Linked DNA regions of Homo sapiens: region 2 is linked to region 1. Evidence: chromatin contacts called from ENCODE Hi-C or POLR2A ChIA-PET data. All regions are on one chromosome and are shown on one strand. The core of a region is the stretch at or near the end of the contact, and the rest is flanking DNA. Distances in the headings are between cores, read along the strand shown. Region 1 overlaps USP22 (ubiquitin specific peptidase 22). Region 2 holds the start of NATD1 (N-acetyltransferase domain containing 1).

Region 1 (7,079 bases), core at 3,086-5,585:
ATCTGGGCTCACTGGACTTTTCGAGTCCTCATATGAATTTTTTCCTTTCTACCATCTAGTTTTCCACATATAAGCCTAAAAAATGAATTATGACTTGCTACTATGAGATCACATGCAAATAAAAGTGACTCGATTTGCCCAATACTAGTTTCCTCAAAGCACTAGCCAAACCACTCAGGCCCATGGACACCAGCACCTCCGCAAAGGGAAGCACATCACTGTGATTATGCAGAATTCACCAGCATCAGCCACAGGATTCTCTGCCTCTGAGGCTAATGGCAATTAGCTGAGGGCTTGCCAGCCAGTCCTCTCCAACAGCTCAACTCCAGCCGCAGACCCAGCAGCACACCTTCCATCCCACGGCTTCCTCCCCAGGTCAGAACCCACAGAGGGGTCTTGCCTGTGCAAATACAGAATTCAGGGCAGTTTTATTTCTCATCAAAAAACCCAAAACCACAGACCACCCAAATGTGTCTGAACTGGGAAACAGACAACTAAACCATAACCCATCTACATAATGGAACCCAACTCAGACATCGAAAGCACACATCATGGATGCACGCAAGACACGGGTGAATCCACCCAGTATTACATTAAGTAGGGACAGCCAGATTCAGAAAGGCTACTTCCTGCATGCATCCATCCGTATGATGCGCTGGTAAAGGACACTCAAGGGACCGAAGACAGATCGGCAGCTACCAGGGTCTGGGGACTGGGGGTTGACTTCGGAGGGGCACGAGGGAGTTCGGAGAGGTAACAGTTCTTCATCTTGAGTAGCAGCAGTTACACAACTATGCATTCGTCGAAACTCATCTATCTATAGGCTAGAAGGTGGGTGTGACTGTAATTTACACCTTAACAAGCCGGAGTCTAAAAACAATCTAACACAAGTGAGCTTATCACTAAAGTCAGTGATACAACCACCCACCAACTTCCCAGCTGCACCCTCCTTTCTCCTATTTGGGCCGTGTCCCCAGCAGTTATGGCACATTGCAGGTACTTTGAGGAAATCGGTTAGGCTCGACCAGAGGCTGGCAATCTGTTTTTGAAAGGCTTGGACAGTAAATAATTTCAGCTTTGCAGGTTGGATAGCCTCTGTCCAACTGCTCAACTCTGTGGCTGTCCCACAAAAGCGACCAGTGACCAGACAGACATGAGTGAGCTGGCGTGGCTGCATCTCTCGCAGAGGTTACGAATGGGAACAGGCCAGGGCTGTTGGCTGGCTCCTGTGCAAGGCACCTGAAGAACAGGCACCAGCCTGCTTATTAGTTGAGGTAACTGAGCTGCTTCAGCTCTGAGAAGCATGTCTAGGTCACGGAGCCGGTGAGGGCTGAGGCGGCAGCCGTGAACGCCTTGCTCTGAACGCTGCCATGCTCTGATGCCGGGGACAGAAGTGGACAGGAACGCCACACGTGCAGCCCACAGGAACAGCCAACGTGCAGCGCGTAGCTCATGAGGACAGAGGCTCTGATGGGGCATGCTTAGAGAGACCTGGCGGTGGAGGAGACTCGCATACCAGGAGGACACAGGAGGGTGACACATGCGTGCCTTTCTGAGCCAGGAAGGTAGACCATGGAGGAAGAGGAAGGGGGAGAATCACCCGTCTTTAGAGACAAATGTCACCCACCAGGGAAGTCTCTGCCACAAGCCTCTCAAAGGGCTTCTCCTTGTTCTGAGTCAGCAGTGCGTCCCCAAAAATCACGCCAGGTCTTCCCTTTTTGGAAAACTGTGTTTTCCATAATAGACATGTATATTAAACATTAACTTACTACAAAAGGTTCTAAATGTATCTTCCTTTATCATGGTCCACCTTAAATTTTTTTTTTGAAGGTGAAAACAAAGTAACAGAAATGTTCCCCTGCAGAAGTCAATGGCGCTCACCTCCTGAAACAGTGAGGACATCTCACAGACCAGACAGGAGCTGGGGCTCTGCATCTCACAGCGGTGCCTGTCAGACAGGAAGAAGTCCCGCAGAAGTGGCGTGTGGGTCAGGGCCTGCACGATGCAGTTCATGAAGCATGTGTTCCCAAGGTTGATCAGCCCACGCAGACCTGGACACAAATCACCAGAGAGCAGGAGTTACCTGTGTGCTGAACCACAGGTGTCGCTGGATCCCAGCGGCTTCCTCTACCTCTACATACTCATTTTCTTTTATTCATTCATTCAAGCCAGAACACGATGAGATATCGCATTCTGCTAGTTTTTATGCCACTTTTACATGAACGGTATTGAAGAATGTCCACCACCATGGACCCCTCCCACTTCAGCCATTGTATGCTTTGACAGAATTACACAAATATAGTTTCTACGACAACAGGCCAGGTCAGAGTGAAGCCTAATGAACAAACAAAACAGGTTTTTAAAAATGTTCTAGGGCCAGGGCAGGGGCTCATACTTGTAACCCAGCACTCTGGGAAGCCAAGGCATGAGGATCACTGGAGCCCAGGAGTTCGAGACCAGCCTGGGCAACATGGTGAGATGTCTCTACGCAAAACACAAAAATTATCCAAACATGGTGGTGTGCACCTGCAATCCCAGCTACTTGGGAGGCTGAGGTGGAAGGATCGCTTGGGCCCAGGAGACAGAGGGTGCAGTGAACTGTGCTCCAGCCTGGGCAACAGAGCAAGACTCTGTCTCAAAAAAGAAAAAGAAAAAGTTTTAAAGGGTATTCCCTCAATTTGTAGAAAATTCAGCGAACACTTACACTCACACACATCATTTCTCTCCCTGAAGATTACTGTGCCCAGCCTCACCCTGGCCAAAATCAACTTGAGTCCCTTTACCCACACAGACGCTGAAGGCTGTGAGGGCAGGGCTGTTGCTACGCATCACTCTGCGCCCCAAGCCCACTGCAGGTCCCTGCAGAGAACAGGTGCTCAAGAGCTGGTTGCTGAGCACATTGATGAGTGACAGTTATGCAGGGCTTCAACAGAATCATGTGGACTTAAGAAACCCACAATTCTGTATTTACTTTTAAACCCTGGAAAGAAGCCTAGCTGAGAGTGACGACACGCTCCACCCACCTATGGTGCAGTTCGAGGTGATCTTTCTCCTTTTCGGGTTGTGCTTCAGCAGTTCAAGCTCCCGTTTGGTTGGTTCCCAAGTTGAAAACTTCTCTCCAACGCCTAAGCAGATGAAGGACAGTTCCAAGCGCTATTAGCTAGATTTTCACATCAAGTGTGTTTACACATAAAAGCTGTGGCGCTATGCTGTCTGTCAGGGTGCATTTCAGTGAGCAACATCCACAGCACCAGGGCTTTCTCAAACTCTACTGTGCTGAGAGGGGCTACACACAACACTTAAAGGAGCTTCTCACAGAGGGTATGAGGATGTGAGCTACGTTTCCTGCAAGAAAAGCAGCACCTCCAGTCAAAACTACCCCAACGCCAATGCCAAAACAGTTGTTTTTCAAATGTCTTCCATCCTTCAGCACAGAGATGGCAGCATCAGCACCAATGGGAACTTACATGAAGGATTCTCCCGCAAACAAGTGAAATTGAAGGAGAGAGCTTGCACTTTTCAGCAAACTGAAATAGCATAAACTCAGCGTCGAGTTACCAAACTAAGATAGATCCAACAGTTAAAAACGTGTGTGCCACAAAATATTCAGAGAGTGGTGGTAAATGCTAATTGGCATAGTATTCCATTCAACGCACACCCTATGCGCTCAGAAGTACTTGTTCCATGCCAACCAACATTTCTGAATACTTCAAAATACTTTAAAAGACACAGCATGTTGGATAGACAGAATTATAAAATGATTCTAGAAGAATTCCATTTTAATCCTGGACATACATTTCTTAGGCCCGTGCTTTAAGTGCTCTGCACAGAATAATACACCCACACTTAGTCACAATGTTATTAAATTTCTGAGAGGGAAAAGAACAGCGAACACAAGTCAGAGATTGCTCTCCAGAGAAGACTTGTTAAACACAAATAATTCTGCTCACTGAAAGAGCCCCTGTTGCTATTCTTCCCTTCTCAAAACACTGGGGTGTTTTCAATGGAGAGTAATCAAGGCAAGAATGTAAAACAGGTGTCAGGTTCATATGTTTCCTTTGCAAACAGTGATGGCTTTGCTACCAGGGAGATCAGATGCTCACCTGTCAACTGGGGTAAACCACACCTGTCACTATGTCACTATCACTGTCAACCACTATGAGCATCTGTCAGAATCAAAAACCAAAAAAAAAAAAAAAAAAAAAAAAAGGAAAAAAAACTCAGGGAAGCCAAGAAGAAATAAAAAATAAAGAAAATGACTGCATGTTTGCTCCTCTCACTCTGTGTAGCCAATAACCAGTGTGTGTGGCCACACGGTGGCGACGGCAAGTGCAAAACCCACACTGGTGCGAGAGCCGTGAGGGCAGCTCACAAGATGGCAAGGATCTGACTGTGCAGTGGGGCTGCTGGGAGACTCTCCTAGTTTCCTTCTGGTGGGTCTAGTTTCCATCTGGTGGGTCTAGTTTCCATCTGGTGGGTGCACGCTGTTGACATGGATTTAACATCACCCAAACAGTCCAGAGTTTTAAAAGAGATTCTACCACAACTTGATCCGAAAATAGTCTGCTCTCCTGGGAGGAAGGAGGTATGTTTACATATAACATTACTGCAAAGAGATCGCTTGCTAGAATTCGGCAGAGCTGAGGGCAAACCACTCAGGGATGTCCAGATACGGAGTCACCTGTCCCCGAGAGGTGTGACCTCGCCACACTCGTTCAGCCCCACATCTGCAGGTGCGCCCTGGGAGAGCTTAAGTAATGCTGGGGTTGTTCCCTTGGCCCAGCTGCAGGCCCATGGGGGACCTGCAAGGGAAGCACCCTGGAAGTGGTCCCAAGCACACGGGCAGCTATGCATGCCTCGACACTAGCCACCTCCCCTGTCATGCAGAGCTTCAGCTGACTCCACTGTGGGCCTTAGGGGAAGGTGGGGACGGCCTCTTCCCACCAGCCTGCCACTTCCCACCTAGGTACTTCTCTTTCTCCTACTGGGTCTGCCCTTGATGGACATGAGGGAACTGCAGGATCAAGCAGGTAAACTGAGGTGGAACCAAACCTTGCATTTTCCAAGCTTTTCGCTGCTCCTCCTTGGCGATTATTTCCATGTCTTTGTCATAGATGTAGTCCTGGCACAGAAAACAGTAGATGCCTCCGTACATCAGATCAATGGCTGAGGAGAGAAAGGAGGGAGGAGAAACCAAGTTGAATTAAAAACCACAATGGAAGGCTGGAGGGCAGAGTTAAACACAGTGAGGTTCTGTAGATACTGACTGTTCACAGCACCTTCCTATTCACAAGCAGGGAAGCCAGTCCAGCGGAGTCTCCTATCCTGAGCAGGTGAGGGGCATGCACTGTGTTTGGCAGCTCATGCCCAGGGCTGAGGTGTCTTAAAAAACAGAGGCGACCCATACATACTTTTCAAAGCAGCCAATACTCCAGGATCAGGACCTCTGCCACCTTCTCTGAATGCGTGGTATTTAAAACTGGTACAACTGCATTGGATATTTTCAGTCCTGGCCACCTGACACGGAGTGACTATGCTTCCCTCCATCTAGAATTCCTGACACCATCACCATAAAGAATGTGGCAGCAACTTGCTGTGACTTTTGTGGTTGGCGGCATTTGCTACTCTTACCTTAAGTACAGGGGGAAAATAGTTTCTCATCGGATGACTTTGATTGACATCTTGACCCAGAGCTGCCTGAAGGTGGGTCTTCTACCACAATTTCTCAACTGCATCTTCTAAAAAATGGGACTAATAGGCCAGGAGCTGTGACTTATGCCTGTTACCCCAGCACTTTGGGAAGCCGATGTAGGCAGATCATTTGAGGCCAGGAGTTCAAGACCAGCCTGGTCAACATGGTGAAACCCCATCTCTACTAAAGTACAAAAAATTAGCCAGGCATGGTGGCACACGCCTGTAACCCCAGCTATTCGGGGAGCTGAGGCGTGAGAACAGCTGAAACCTGGGAAGGGGAGGTTGCAGTGTGCCAAGATCTTGCCACTGCACTCCAGCCTGGGCAACAGAGTGAGACTCTGTCTCAAAAAATAAAAATAAAAATAAAAAAATTATAGTAATACTAGTATATTCTTTTCACAAATAAGAAGAGATACATATGTATGTATAAATTTCAATTTTCTAAAACAGTCACAAGAAACTGTTCACAGTCGTTTCCTTTGGGGAGAAGTATACATTTTCGTGTCGTTTGAACTTTCTAATCGTGTGCATGTCCAGTTTTTAATTGTCAACATAAACCTTTATTTTATGGAAATAAGATCCACTTTTGCTTTCTTTGTTAAAAGTAATAATTTGTAAAAAGTCAAAAAAATAAAATAAAATAAAATAGGACTAATAGTTTGGGCTCTTAATTATTTTATCATAAAAGTAAGTAAGATAAAGTCCTCTGAGTGCCTGAAAAAAGGTACTCTCTCCATTCAACAATTTATAAACAACTGGGGTTAACCGGGTGTGGTGGTTCACGCCTGTAATCCCAGCACTTTGGGAGGCCGAGGCAGGCAGATCACGAGGTCAGGAGATTGAGACCATCCTGGCTAACATGGTGAAACCCCGTCTCTACTAAAAGTACAAAAAATTAGCCAGGCATGGTGGCAGGCACCTATAGTCCCAGCTACTCAGGAGGCTGAGGCAGGAGAATGGCGTGAACCTGGGAGGCGGAGCTTGCTATGAGCTGAGATCTCACCACTGCACTCCAGCCTGGGCAACAGAGCGAGACTCCGTCTCAAAAAAAAAAAAAAACCAAATGAACCAGGATTACCTACCCAAAGGAAGGTAAATGGCTCTACCATAAAGACACATGCATGCGTGTGTTCATCGCAGCACTATTCACAATAGCAAAGACATGAGATCAACCTAAATGCTCACCAATGGTGGACTGGATAAAGAAAATGTACATATATACCATGGGATACCATGTATACATAAAATGAAATGAGATCATGTCGTTTGCAGGAACATGGATGGAGCTGGAGGTCATTATCCTTAGAAAACTAACATAGGAACAGAAAAACCAAATACCACATGTTCTCACTTATAAGTGGGAGCTAAACCATTAGAACACATGG
Region 2 (7,079 bases), core at 1,458-3,957, 230 kb after region 1:
GACTCCAGGTGCCCAGGGCCTCCTAGAACACTGTAAATGCTTAATAAACAAAGGTGCTCAAACGTTTTCCCTCACTCAGAACCAGAGCTCGCAGGAAGAGAATCAGCCTAGCTGTGCTATGTGGACAGCCTAGGAACACTTCTGCACCAGGAGCCTGGGGCTACCTGACCCCTCAGCCTCAGTGTTTATATCTCTCAGTGGGCACAACAGCACCAGCCTCCAGGCTTGCCTTACAGGTCGGGAATGACACCACAGCCTGTTGTCCTCCTCAGCTCAGGGAGGCCTGGGCTCAGACTCAGACGACCCCTCTCTGGTCCCAAGACACACACCCAAACCCAGTGGGGCCTGGAAGCCCAGAAGAGCCCCACCCTGTGCTGCACAGCCACTCCCTTGGGGGCCTCTGGCCTCTCTCTTCTTTCTCCCCTGGGCTTGGCTGGGGAGATGCCCAGCCACATCTGTGGTCAGCTATCTGGGCAGTGAATTCCAGAAGGGGGTAAGTTTAGAAATACGGCTGGGCATGTCCAGCCCTGACCACGGCCAGCTCTGGAGGGCTGTCCTTTGGCTGTACCCACTTGGAAGAGAAAGAAAAAGAAAAAAAAAAAAAAAAAACAAACGTATCCCCTCTTCTTTCTGTCTCTGAGTATAATGGCCCTCCCGAGCCCACAAGGGAACCAGAGGCCGCTCTGGAACCTCAGAAGAGAGGATTTGAAAGCCATGAGGCCTCTCTCCCAGAGTCGCCAGGGCCCCGAGTGTCCTGGCCAGCTGAGCCCTGCCAGCACCACAGCAGTAGCAGGACTTGCCTCTGCCTGGTGGTGTAGGGTTGGTTGGGCCAATGGTGAAGTTCTGGGTGATGCTGGGCAATCACTTCCTAAGGTCCCTAGCCTCAGTTTCCTCATCTGTAACACGGGGTGGTATGTCACAACATTGTCAGGGTATTGTGACAGTCCCATCCACGAAGCTGTAGTGGGGCCTGGCTCGACACTCGGCACATTCCAAATGGCATCGGAGATCTGGCAGAGGCCCCTCCTGGCTGAAGCCAAATGTGGGTCGCAGGAGCCCCACCGTTCAGGGAGTCAGACCAGTCAGGACGCCATCCCAGCTCTGCCCAACTCTCAGCCTGACCTCTCGCAAGCCTTTCCCTTTCCTGGCCCTCCACCTTCCCTTCTTGAAAATGGGCACAGTGGCCCCTAAGGACCGGTCCAGCTTGGACATTCCCACTGGGGCGAGGTGGGCCACAGGGAGTTCATAGCCCTTGTTTTTGTAGTTCTATTTCCTACCTGTGGGACCTCCTGAGGGGGGATGGGCTAATCAAAACTTCTCTACACTGGCAGGGCGTGGTGGCTCACTCCTGTAATCCCAGCACTTTGGGAGGCCATGGCAGGTGGATCACCTGAGGTCAGGAGTTCAAGACCAGCCTGGCCAACATGGTGAAAGCCTGTCTCTAATACAAAAATTAGCTGGGCATGGTGGTGGGTGCCTGTAATCCCACCTACTCCTGAGGCTGAGGCAGGAGAATCACTTGAACCCAGGAGGCAGAGGTTGCAGTGAGCCGAGATTGTGTCACAGGAACATTGTGTCGCCTGGGCGACAGAGTGAGACTCCATCTCAAAAAACAAAAACTTCTCTACACTAAGGGAGAACTTGCCCTTGCTTTCTGGCTTCACGAATCACGATCGGGCCACGTTTACCAGCACTTACTAATCCCCCATGAGCTGGTCTGATCCTTTACATTTGTTACAGTCTTTCATCCTTACAACTAGCCAATGGGGTGTGCACTGGTATTATTCCCATTGCAGAGAGGGAGAAACTAAGGCACACAGAAGTGAGGCAAATGGCCAGTCCCAGAGCCACTGAAGTCTTGATAGTGATAGCCATCCCCCCGCCCCTCACTCCCCCCAGGGGACCACAAGCCCCTTTCGCGGTCAGCCCCAGGTCCGCAGGCCTCCCCCGTGTAGAAAGACTAAGATTCCCAGGGGCAGCAGGAAGCCATATACCACCCGCAGAAGGGGACAGGTCACGGCTGACCAACTTTCCAGGATCTCAAACAGGAGCCTTCAGTGGGTGCCCAACAGTCGTGAACAAGTGGGCCTGAGCAGGTGCGGGTCCCCTGCGGCTGAGACAGGGGACCCGCGCTGCCCCAGCTCCTGCCTCTGCCTTTCCAGGGGCCCCTGTCCGCCCTGGCCCCTGCTCTCCCGGGAAGTCTGCCCCCGCCCAGCCCGTTCCACTTCCCGGAGCGCCGGCCGCGCCCCCACCTGGCCCCGAGCACAACCCGGCCCGCGCCCGGAGCTCCGGCCGCCCGGGACCACCCCGCGGCGCGCGCTTGCAACAGCCTTCCCGGGCGGCGGGCCGGAGCCGGGCCGCGGGCGCGCGGGGGACAGGCACCCAGCAAGGGGGCGGCCCCGGCGGGCCCCGCTCGCTCGCAGACAAAAGGTCGGGGCGGGCCGGGGCCGCCTTACCGTTGAGCCGGACAGTGAACTGGCGGCGCCGGCGGTCGTGCTCCACGCGGATGGGGCAGCCCTGCTCCAGCGCGCCCAGCGGCACGGCGGCAGCCGAGTGCGCCATCTGCGCGCGGGGCTGCGGCGCGGCGCCGGCGGGGGCCGGGGCGCGCGGGGAAAGGTCAGGCGCGCGGCGGGGCTGGAGCGCGGGCGCAGGCGGCAGGCGGTGGGGTAGTTACGGCCTGGGAGACCGCAGGCGGCGGCGCTGAAAGTGACACTCGGCGGCGGCGGCAGCAACAAAAAGGGTGGGGGGGGGGCCAGGAAATCAGCTGTGAGGTCACGTGCGGCGCGCAGCCAGTGGACGCGCGGCCTTTTTGTTTTGATACATTCCAGTCACCTCTTAAAGGGGCCGCGCCGGCCGCGTTCCTCTCGCAGCCCCAAACAAAACAACACGGGCCGCCGCCGCGCCGCGCCGGCTACTTTTCCGTCTTGCGTTTGTCCCACGTGCAACTTTGGGACCCCCGCAAGGAGCCTTCTAAAAAAGACGTAACAATCTTTTGTATGGACATTCTAATCGTCCCCAAGGCAGCCACCATTTATTAAGCACTTGCTGTGTGCACGGCCTGTGTATAGCAAAGCCCTGGCGCACAGGGCGCTCAGTAATCACTGCGCTGAGATTTATCACCAGAAGCCTGAGAAATAGGTATGCTTGACTCCATTTTACAGATGAGCAAATAGAGGCTAAGACAAGTGAAAGACATGCATAAGTTCTCACGCAGCTGAAGCCCTGGGGCTACTGGTGCTAGGAGTGCGCACCCACCCGTGTTGGCAGCCTGGGTGGCTACTGGCTACTGGGAAGGAATTGTCCTGTGAAGCCTTGTTTGGGATAGGAGTGAAATGCCACCTCTCCCAAAGAGAGGCGTAAATGCGGGAAGAGGCCTTGGGGATCCCTGGATCCACTCCATAGATGGGGAGGCTGAATCCCAGAAAGGGGCAGGGACTTGCTTGAAGACACACAGGACTGTTGGGGCTCAGACTTCTTTGAAAGGCGCCTTAATTAGGCTCCTCAAGGCTCAACCTTAGAGCCACACCCTCCCCTCTTGCTCACCTGAAGGGGCACTCCTGTTGCCCATAGCTGTGCAGTGAATCATACAGGTTACTTTTAATATTTTGCTAATTACGGTGCAAACTTGATGTTCACACCCGTGTGACCACCATCCAAATCAAAATACAGAACACTGGTGGTTCCCTAGGGCCCTCTTCCAAGCAATGCCCTACCCTTTGAGGTAACCACTGTCCCTGACTTCTAGTGTTGTTGACTAATTAGGTTTCTCTAGACCATCATGTAAACATAATCATACAATATATACTATTTTATTTTATTTTAAGACGGAGTCTCTCTCTGTCGCCCAGGCTGGAGTGCAGTGGCTTGATCTCGGCTCACTGCAGCCTCTGCCTCCTGGGTTCAAGCGATTCTCCTGCCTCAGCCTCCTGAGGAGCTAGGACTACAGGGCTACAACAACAAGCCGGGGTAATTTTGGTATTTTTAGTAGAGACAGGGTTTCGCCATGTTGGCCAGGCTGGTTTCAAACTTCCAACCTCAGGTGATCCATCCGCCTTGGCCTCCCATCGTACTGGGATTACAGGCATGAGCCACCGCACCCAGTCCAATATGTACTTTTAATGTCCAATTTCTTTTGCTCAATATTTTATCTGTGAGATTCATCCCTGTTTTTGCATCTTTTTCGCCACTGAGTAATTATTCCATTGTGTTGACAAAAAAAGCCAAACTGTAAAATATTTGAAGAGCTTATTCTGAGCCAAATATGAGTGACTATGGCCCTGGACACAGCCTCAGGAGGTCCTGAGAACATGTGCTGGAGGTGGTCGGGTTATAGCTTGGTTTTATACATTTTAGGGAGACAGAAGTTACAGGCAAAGACCTAATACCTGTAAGGTGTACATTGGTTCGGCCATCCAGAAAGTGGTGGGGGCTTACAGCTCATAGGTGTATTCAAATATTTTCTTTTTCTTTTTTTGAAACAGGGTCTCGCTGTGTCACCCAGGTTGGAGTGCAGTGTCGCCATCTTGGCTCACTGCAACCTCTGCCTACCTGGCTCAAGCCGTTCCTTTGTCAGATATATTTACCGAGAATATCCTCTGATCCTCCCATCTCAGCCTCCCAAGTAGCTAGGACCACTGGAATGGGCCACCACACCCGGCTAATATTTTTGTATTTCTTTTAGAGATGGGGTTTCACCATGTTGCCCAGGCTCAGGCGATCCATCCGTCTCAAACTCCTGACCTCATCCACCTGCCTAGACCTCCCAAAGTGCCGGGATTATAGGTGTGAGCCACCCTCACCTCGCGCCCCCACCCCACCCCCCCAATTCAAAGATTTTCTGATTGGCAAGTGGTTGAAAGAGTTAAGCTTTTCCTAAAAAGAGTTGATGTCAGAAAGAAATACTCGAGTTAAGATAAGGAGGGGTGTGTGGAAGCCAAGGTTCTTATTATGTAGATGAAGCCTCTAAGTAGCAGGCTTCAGAAAGAATAGATGGTAAATGTCTCTTTTAGGACTTTAAAAGGTGTCAGACTCTTAGTCAAATCTCTCCTTAATCAGAAAAAGACCCAGAAAGGGAGGGGGATTCTCCACACATGCAAATTTCCCCCACAAGAGATGGCATTGCAGGGCCATTCCAAAATAAGTCGAATAATATATTTTTGGGTAAAATTCGTTAATTTCCTTCGGGGCCTGTTATCTGTCATGCGATGCTATACCAGAGTCAGGTTGGAATTTGTTATCTTAGTGCTACAAAGAGTCTGTTTTGGGTCGGGCGCGGTGACTCACGCCTGTAATCCCAGTACTTTGGGAGGCCAAGGCAGGCGGATCATGAGGTCAGGAGATCGAGACCATCCTGGCTAACATGGTGAAACCCCATCTCTACTAAAAATACAAAAAAATAATTAGCCGGGCGTGGTGGCGGGCGCCTGTAGTCCCAGCTACTCCGGAGGCTGAGGCAGGAGAATGGTGCGAACCCGGGAGGCAGAGCTTGCAGTGAGCAAAAAAAAAAAAAAAAAGGAAAAAAAGAGTCTGTTTTGTCAGTCTAATTATATATATTTTATGGGTTTTTTTTTTTTTGAGACGGAGTTTCACTCTTGTTGCCCAGGCTGGAGTGCAATGGCACGATCTTGGCTCACCGTAACCTCTGCCTCCTGGGTTCAAGCGATTCTCCTGCCTCAGCCTCCCGAGTAGCTGGGATTACAGGCATGCACCACCACGCCCGGCTAATTTTGTATTACAGCGTGCTACCATCCTGGGCTAATTTTTTTCAGTTTCATAGAGTTGGGGGCCTCTCTGTGTTGCTCTGGCTGGTATCAAACTCCTGGACTCAAGTGATCCTCCTGTGTTGGTCTCTCAAAAAGTGCTGGGTTTACAGGCATGAGCCACCATACCTGGCCTTTGCTGGATCTTATAGTAGGTGTATATTTAGTTTTGTGAGAAATTGCCAGAGCTTTTTCCAAAGCGGGTGTACCATTTTACACTCCTGCTGACAATTTTGAGAGTTTCATTCGTTGTACACTCTTTTCCAAGTTAGCCATTCTGAATGTGAAGTGGCATCACATTGTAGCTCTCACTTGCGGCGGCCTGTTGAATGGAGATGTTGAGCCTCTTTTTATATGCTCCTTGGCCATTTGGATATCCTGTTGTGAACACTTTGGCCAACTGTTGTGCCACAGTTTTTGTGGCGCAAATTTAATTTTTTTAATTTTTAAATTCATTAGAGTGATTTTTGTTGTTCAGTTACCATTCCTTTGTCAGATATATTTACTGAGACTAACCTCTGCTAGCATATTTTTATTGTTATTTCAACCAGTGTGTCTTGTATTGGGAAGTTTGTAAACAAAACAAGGCTAGAGAGTGAGTCTTTACATGCAAGGAGACAGAAAGTGATTCTGGGGTCAGGTAAGTCCTTGACCTCAGCTGAGTCATGTTGGCTGCAGTCCTGAGCAAGCAAGATGTAACCTCATGAGTGTCTCAGGTGACTTCTCCATCTCCAGAGCACTTAAGTGGTTTAGGGAGGCCAGAACGTGTTCCTGAAATCTCTTTTTTTTTTTTTTGAGACAGAGTCTTGCTCTGTCACCCAGGCTGGCGTGCAGTGGCGCAATCTCGGCTCACTGCAAGCTCCGCCTCCCGGGTTCACGCCATTCTCCTGCCTCAGCCTCCCAAGTAGCTGGGACTACAGGCGCCCGCCACCGCGCCTGGCTAATTTTTTTTGTATTTTTAGTAGAGACGGGGTTTCACCATGTTAGCCAGGATGGTCTCGATCTCCTGACCTTGTGATCCACCCGCCTTGGCCTCCCAAAGTGCTTACACGCTTGAGCCACCGCGCCTCCTGAAATTTCTTGAACCGGCCATACTCGTTCCCTCCTCTGGGCCTATGCATGTGCTGTTGTCCAAACATCACCTCCTCTGGGAAGCCCTCATCTCTGCAGTCACATTTATTTAGTGTCTGTTCCCCAGCTATCCTAGATCCAGGACAGATTCCTCTCTCATCAGTCCCTGGCAGAGCCCAGCACACACCAGGGCCAGTTAAAAGCCAGGGTCTTCCTTGTCTCTGGCTCCCTTTCTTCTCCCCTGCTTTT

What was found. Hi-C counts contacts between places; a loop is a spot of excess contacts on that map. ChIA-PET counts read pairs that join two places held with the same protein, here RNA polymerase II (POLR2A). Pooled maps may share reads with other maps.
Region 2: a pooled map shows a loop between it and region 1 (2.8-fold over the local background). The contact joins the promoter of NATD1 here to the enhancer-like site in region 1. A Hi-C loop is called at or near these places in 1 of 168 maps with a recorded cell type or tissue (esophagus muscularis mucosa) and 4 of 50 pooled maps. POLR2A ChIA-PET finds 5 or more read pairs at or near these places in 2 of 52 experiments (GM12878 and OCI-LY7).

What each region holds. Positions count from the first base shown.
Region 1 is chr17:21,016,061-21,023,139 of GRCh38, forward strand. USP22 (ubiquitin specific peptidase 22) reads right to left here. Exons shown (of 13, transcript NM_015276.2): 3 at 5,053-5,166; 4 at 3,024-3,125; 5 at 1,882-2,051. Among named protein-coding and RNA genes, the nearest start is that of USP22, 23 kb to the right of the region's middle. Within about 2 kb of position 4,336, at least 5 of the 41 ENCODE cell types and tissues checked have a DNase peak (open chromatin) inside an H3K27ac peak, as active enhancers do.
Region 2 is chr17:21,250,703-21,257,781 of GRCh38, forward strand. It overlaps NATD1 (N-acetyltransferase domain containing 1), which reads right to left and starts at 2,708. Exons shown (of 3, transcript NM_152914.3): 1 at 2,457-2,708. The coding sequence starts at 2,562. RefSeq lists silencers at 2,330-2,449, 2,600-2,709.